Linked DNA regions of Homo sapiens: region 1 is linked to region 2. The links are chromatin contacts, found by Hi-C or POLR2A ChIA-PET in ENCODE. All regions are on one chromosome and are shown on one strand. Each heading gives the region's core, a stretch centred on a gene start or an enhancer-like site at or near the end of the contact. The rest is flanking DNA. Distances are from core to core; before and after follow the strand shown. Region 1 overlaps FHOD3 (formin homology 2 domain containing 3). Region 2 overlaps FHOD3 (formin homology 2 domain containing 3).

The links. A loop is a pair of places that touch in the nucleus more often than their neighbours do. ChIA-PET counts read pairs that join two places held with the same protein, here RNA polymerase II (POLR2A). Pooled maps may share reads with other maps.
Region 1: a loop to region 2 is called in a map of ascending aorta, with 2.0 times the contacts of the local background. The contact joins two enhancer-like sites. A Hi-C loop is called at or near these places in 5 of 168 maps with a recorded cell type or tissue (Calu3, GM12878, MCF 10A and 2 more), 7 of 37 single-sample maps with no recorded cell type and 9 of 50 pooled maps. POLR2A ChIA-PET finds 5 or more read pairs at or near these places in 1 of 52 experiments (activated T-cell).

The regions. Positions count from the first base shown.
Region 1 is chr18:36,419,372-36,422,962 of GRCh38, reverse strand. The region is part of intron 3 of FHOD3 (formin homology 2 domain containing 3); the gene reads right to left. Among named protein-coding and RNA genes, the nearest start is that of FHOD3, 120 kb to the right of the region's middle. Within about 2 kb of position 2,190, at least 3 of the 41 ENCODE cell types and tissues checked have a DNase peak (open chromatin) inside an H3K27ac peak, as active enhancers do; they include ascending aorta, where a contact is called at or near this core.
Region 2 is chr18:36,570,923-36,574,486 of GRCh38, reverse strand. All of the region lies in intron 5 of FHOD3 (formin homology 2 domain containing 3), which reads right to left. Among named protein-coding and RNA genes, the nearest start is that of TPGS2, 260 kb to the left of the region's middle. Within about 2 kb of position 2,091, at least 3 of the 41 ENCODE cell types and tissues checked have a DNase peak (open chromatin) inside an H3K27ac peak, as active enhancers do; they include ascending aorta, where a contact is called at or near this core.

The DNA of each region.
Region 1 (3,591 bases), core at 941-3,440, 150 kb after region 2:
CTTGCTGGGAGGTTTCCTTTCTCACATTAAAATGGTGACATGGTAAAATGTTAACACTTTTCTGCTCAGTTTCAAAAATACTAAAATTTTCAGCTGATTGCTCATCTTCCTGATACACCCTTCCTACAGGTTTGATAAAAATGGCTTCAGTCAATGCTTAAATTAATCAGATTTAATTTATCAAATGTTTACTTAAGGACGCTAATTAACGTTTTCAAAAATAAATCAAATCCTTTGTTTCTCAAAAAGGCTTTCTCAGCCAGGGCTACTGCTGGGGCACTGGAGAAAAGCAGCCCCTTAGGTCAGCCTGCAGAGTGAGGTGGACCTCAGACCACATTCACATTGATCGGCTGCAAATTGCTGGTGGGAAAGGGAATTAGAACAAGCCCTATGGAAGGCAATTTGATATCATCTATCAAAATTGCAAGTACACAGACCATTTGACCCAGCAATCCCACCTCCAGGAATTTATCCTCCAGGTAAACTTATACATGTGCAAAATGTCATATATGCAACGTTATTCACTGCAGCATTGTTTACCATGGCCAAGAATAGACAGCAGACTAACTATCCTTCAACAGGGGATAGGTTACATAGGATTCCTATATACATGGAACTGAATATTATTCAGCTGTTAAGAAATAGGAAGCTCTTTATTTACTAGTATAGGAAGAGCCCCAAGAAATAGTAAATGAAAAAAAAGTATATATGGTATGTTACCTTTATTTTTAAAAGGGAGTAAATTACATATATTTGTCTTCATCCACAAAAACATGTGGGAATTAATAACAAGGATTACATGTGGCGGCCAAGTGGGAAGTTTGAGGGAAGGAAGCAGAGAGCAAAGTCGAAGGTGAGAGGGAATAACAACATGAGATATTTTACTATAAATCACTGTGTACTTCTCAAAGTTGCAACCATGTGAATGTGCCACCTTTTCAAAAAAATTAAATATGGAGTTTAATTAAATAGCTTTTTAAAATTAGAATAAGGTTTGTATACATTGTTGAAACATCATTGCCACTCCAAAAGTTATGACTGTCTCCCAGTCCAGGAGAGAGGGCTTTGGGGTGCTATGCTGACTCCTTTACAGGTCTCTTTCTTCAGGTACCCACTCCCCCACACTATAGACTGCCTATCCACACAGGGGCTGCCACCCAGGAACCAGCATGGACCTGCTGTCCCCTAGAACCGGCATGTGATCCCAAACTACCACAAACATTCATGGCAGTCCCAGCTGGATTTCCAGGTTGCAAGTCACTGTTCTTTTCTTGTTGACTGCTGATTCTGGAGAATTATTTCAAAAAATCTGCCAGCAACACCCCTGGACCCAGAGCTACCTTTATACATTTTCAACAGTATATGTCACCTTTACCGCTATGAAATGTTTTCTAAAGAGAGAAAAAAAGTTAAGCCAATCACTATCGTCTTTTTCATTCTAAAATGGAAGCCATAAAAACCAATCATATGCAATCTCAGTTTTGTTTTAGGCTGCAAAGTTTAACATCCTTGAAATATCAACTCAAACTCTTGGATCAACTGAAGTAAAGTTTTCAGAGCCAACTAACTTTATAAGAATAAGGACAGTCTTACAAAAGAAGCTATCCAGATGCCTCATTGGTGACTGCTTGAATGAATATTTGGTAAATTCAAAAGTATCTTTTTGTTATCTAAGCATAAAAGTTAGACTTAGTTCAATTTGTGTGTATTTCCCTACACGTGACTATCATTGTGGCAAGCTACCCTAATCCATATTTCCATTTTAAAAAATGTTTTAGTTTTTGAAACATGCCCAGGAGCACATTGTTTTCAGCTTATTACCAGAATAAGTTCAACCAGAATAGTTTCAACTTTAGTGAAAACTAAAAACAGTTCAAGCACCCGAGTGCCAATTCTAAGACCTCTGACACTCTTTCCTGATGGCCACCACCAGACTTTGGCTGAGTCATGGCCAAATTTAACCTCACCATTTGTCTTCTGGGTAAGAGAGGGTGGGGGTGAAAGAGACAGTGATAAACATAAAAAATCCAGCACTACTGAGGAGTCAACAGCTGAAATGAAAAACTAACAAGAGATGTCTCCATTTACTATTTACACTCCTCAGATCATAAGCCTTCCTACTTATTATCCTGCACTGCCACCAGACAGTCCCCCATGGTCAGAAAGCCACCAGAATGGGCAAGGAATGTATCAACCATCTAAGTGAATCACAGATAAGCTAAAAGAAACTGGCCAAAAACTAGCAGTACCACCTGACCCCTCTCCTAGAAGATGGTTCTGACTTTAGGCAAACACTGCTCTTAAAAAATCCTATAATAAGGGAGTGAGAAATACTTAACATCAAATTTCTACCCAGTGTCATCTAAGGGCTGGTTGTTAAACCAGCTGTCCCGAGCCAACAAGGGCTAGCCATATGCAAAACTACTAGCTTATATAAGATCCTCATATCTCACAGTCACCTCCCGAGGCAGCACACAGACACTGGTGCATCACCAGGTGTGGGCAGGCTGGCACTTAGAAGTTCTTCAATCACACCAGAAGGGGTGCTACAGTGTCAGGTGGCAAGTGAGAGAGGAGACTGCAGATTGGCTCAGATGGAATGATTCATTTCCTGGGTGTTCACAGCTGGTTTATGACTCCAAGGTTGTAAGTTTTGGCCCACATGACATCTGACTGTATCTGATGGCCACAGACTATACCCTCAACTGTAGCTCATCTGCTAACAAGTGTACACCATCAATTAATTCAACAGTGACATGTGCCTGGCGCTGTCACAGAGGCCCGAGAGAGTGTGGACGGATCAGTATGAATCCAGTACAACTGTAAGGAATGCCCAGGGCACACTTCCTCCCTTTCCAGGCTCCGCATTCCAAGAGAAGCTCAGCTTCATAAAACACTGAGTCCAAGAGGAGACAGAAAAGTTAATCAAGTGTAACTTAGCAGGGTAGCCGGTTGGGAGGCATCAGATGCCTCCGGAAGTCATGGAAGCCAATACAGTATCTTCCTCAAGGAAGTGGCAAAGCTTTTCTCAGTCCTACTTTAGGTCTGCCCAGTAGACCATGCTCCAGAGCTAGCGCTCCTCAGCAGGCTAGCTCCCTGACTCAAGGATCTACTCTTCTTGATATGGAAAGAAGGATAAAAGAGAGCGCACTTCCTTCCCTTCAGCTGTGTTCCTCCCTGGCCACATGTGGCCACATGAGACAATGCTGGCCCAAGGAATCCCTCCAGTCTCTGAGGTCTGTCAGACACACTAACTCACTATTTATAGATGCCCCATTCACCCACTACTTAGGCACTTAAAAGAGCATGGGTTAGTCCCAACCCAGTGTCAGCACAGATGCAGGTTTGCTTTCTGCATTTGCTCTTACAGTAAACCTAAAAATTACAAGTAACAAGTTGCTACAGGGTTCCTATTGAATATCAGCATTCTTTCCTTCCATGGTTTATATAAATTCATGAAAACATGTGTGAAGCATCTGCCTTTTTATTTAAACAGAAAGCAAGAGCTCAGACTGCTGTGCTGTGGCATTTTATGTACAAACCCAACAGCTAAACTGGGAGCTCCATCCTTGGGAGGGGCACACTAGAGTT
Region 2 (3,564 bases), core at 842-3,341:
GTTAAAGAATAATTTCTTTAAATAGTTAATACAAACTAGTAAGACAATATTAAATGCCAATAGAAAAAAGGCATTTTATATGAGAGACAACAAACTTGTTTATAATAGCATGCAAAATTTTTCACTCTCACTATAATAAAACAAATGCAAATTAAAATAATAATAAGGTAGTGTTTTCACTCAAATTGGCAAAGGTATTTTAAAAAGAAATGATTATGTATCAAACACTAGAGAGGTTAAATAACTTCATGCATTGCTGGTGGTAGGGCAAACTGGTAGAAACCTGTAATAAGGCTATCTAGAACTATAATTATTTTGTAAAGTTACCATGTATTTAGCGCTCACTGTGTGCCAAGTTCTCCAGAGGGACTTTATAGGTATTATTAATAGAAAAGCCATATGCAGTGGGTATTTTTACCTCCATTTGGAAGAAGAAAAAACTGAGGCTCTGAGAAGTGAAGGGATGTGACCAAAATCTCCATCACTGCCTAAGTAGCAGAGCCCACTTCCAGCCAGGGTGGGTGAGCACGTATGTGTTTATACTAAGAGCCTCGAAGTCCTCTTCAAGCCCTTTCCCAGTCATCATGATTTGGGAAACCTATTCTAAGGAAATAGCTCTAAGTTTAAACAAAATAAAAAAGGAAGCAAAGGTGTTCACTGAAGCATTATTTAATATACCAAAATAATAACTAAAACACAAATACCTGTCATGGTCCTAGAACTCAGCGTACACAGTCATTTACCAAAGCTATGTCCTAACTTGTAAAATGTTTCTCATAAAATAAGTAAAAAGCAAGTATAAGTAAAAAGCAACATCACATAATTAAATAAAATAAGTAAAAAGCAACATCACATTATTAAACACTCAAATCTTCTTTTAGTTGAGACACGGTCTCACGCTGTCACCCACGTTGGAGCAGTGGTGCCATCATGGCTCACTGCAGCCTTATCCACCCAGGCTCAAATGATCCTCCCATCTCAGCCTCCTGAGTAGCTGGGACCACAGACACATGCCACCACACCAAGCTATTTTTTTTTTTTTTCTGTAGAGATAGGGTCTCCTTCTGCTATCCAGGCTGGTTTCAAACTCCTGGGCTCAAGTGATCCACCAGCCTTGGAATCCCAAAGTGCCTGGATTACAGGCATAAGCCACCGTGCCCAGTTATAACACTCCAATCTTCATGCATACAAAGAAGAAAAGGAAATCCATAAAATATTAACCATTGTGATTGAGTATATATTCTTTGGATGTATTTTTCCTATTTTCCCAGCTTTCTAACATGAGCATCGATTACTTCTGTAATGGAAAAGTAAAATATGTTAAAAAAAAAAAAAAGAACAAAAATAAGACTGAATAATGTGAGGTGTTACATGCTTTTGTTTTTAGAATTTTTTTACTAGTGCATCCTTTCTTACCACCACCACCCCCACCCTCCTGCAGAAAGATGCAGCCCCTACCTCATGGAAGAGCTCCAAGAATTCGGCACATTCTGCCCTATTTTTTCCCATTTCTTCCCTCCTTCCCTTCCCAAACAAACTGGCAAGTCTCCATGGAAGAGGAGTTTGCTCCACTGTCCTTTTCCCATTCTGAGTCCCGCTGCTGAAAAGGCCAATCCTGAGGTACATTTTGGCACCTTCCTTTAAATCAGCTAACCACACAGGGAGAGAGAAGGTAGACTCTTTAGCCTTCTGGAAGGTATATCCACGGGGAAGACTCTCCACAAGGCTGAGAAGCTGGGACTGAAGGCCTCCCCCCAAGAGCTCAGGGCCTCTGGTACTGGCCAAGTGCCCAAGAAGCCAGGACACTATTACAATGGGAGAAGGCAAACTAAGGTTTAAAAGCTGACTTGATCTGTTCCCCGCAACATTCTATTAACTGGATCATACTGGAAGAGGTGCATCACTACAAAGTTCATGTCTAATGGAATTCAAGTGTCCGATCACGCTAATTTTTCATATTTTGGTAATCAAATCTTTCCCACTACATCTTTTTTGTACCTACCCACTACTACTAAAGCAATCCGGCCTGTAAACCGCTCCAGACACGAGATGGCGCTAAATAGATTCATGTGGGTTAATATTGCACTACAAGCAGCAAAAACCCACCAACCTCAAACGTGGGCCTGAGAATAAAACCCACACAGAAGAACAAAACAGATGCCCTGAAAACACACGTCTGGGTCACAGGAGCCATGAAAATTCATGATTTGTGTTTTCAAGAAGAATGTGGAGGCTGAGACTGTCTATCAGAACACAGAGGTAGATGGCACCACAGGTCTAGGAAGAGAGCATTTCCTGTTCTGCCACTCATGGAACTTATTACACTCAAGGTATATTTATTCATCTTTCTGTGCTTCAGTTTCTTCATCTCAAAAATGACACGGCTATACCATACTATCTATTTTGCAGGGGTGTGGTGAGGAATGAGTTAGAACAGTGCCTCCAATGAACAGAAGCACACGCTGAACAACTCTCAAAAACAGAAAACAGGGAGCAAGCTCTCCAGGCTAACCTTACCCAGCTGTGGGTCATGAGAAGTGGTGGGAAAACTCCTTGCCTAACTAGAAGTCACAAAGATTTTCTCTTATGTGTTCTTCTAAAAATATGTAGTTTCTCCTCTTTATATGTAGCTCTATGATCCAATTTGAGATAACTGTTGTACAAAGAAGCATAGATTGAGGTTCATTTTTTTTTCATAGGTCCAACTAATGCCATTTGTTAAAGAGACTGTCCTTTTTCTATTTCATTGCTTTGGCAAATTTGCCAAAAATCAACTGGTTGTGTTTGTACGGGTCTGTTTCTGTCCCATTGGTCTGTCCAACCCTTTGCCAATGCCACACAATCTGGATCACCATAGCTTTAGAGTAAATGTTAAAATCAGGTAGTATGATTCTTCCTATTCGTTCTTCTTTTTCAAAATTGGTTCAGCCATTCTTGTTCTTTTGCCTTTTAATACAAATTCTGGAAGCAGCTTGTCTAAATCAACAACAACAACAAAATCTTTCTGGAAATAATGTTAATCTATAAATTCTAGGAGAACTGACATCTTTACTCTGCTGAATCTTCTAACCTATAAACCTGTTATGTCTATTTATTATACATCTTCGCAGATTGCTTTTATCAGTGTTCTATAGTTTTCAACTATAGATGCAATATATGTTTGTTTGGGATGGTATTTTTTGCCAAAATTATAAGTAGTTCACATTCTTTGGAGCTATTACAAACGGTGTTTTAAAAACCTTTCCATTCCTAATTGTTTATTGTTAGTATATAGAAACAAAATTGAATTTGTATATTGGCCTTATATCCTATAACTTTGTTAAACATTAATTCTAGGAGTGTTTGATTTTTTGTTTTGTTTTTGTAGATTTCCTGGAATTTTGTACATAGACAATAATGCTGTTTGTGAAAAAGAACAATTTTATTTCTTCCTTCCCAATCTATATCCCTCTTCCCATCCCTATTGCACTAGTGAAGACTTTCAGTATAATATTCAATGGGCGTGGTGAGAGTGAACACCCTTGCCTTGTTCCTAATATTAGGGAGAAAGCATTAATAATCCTT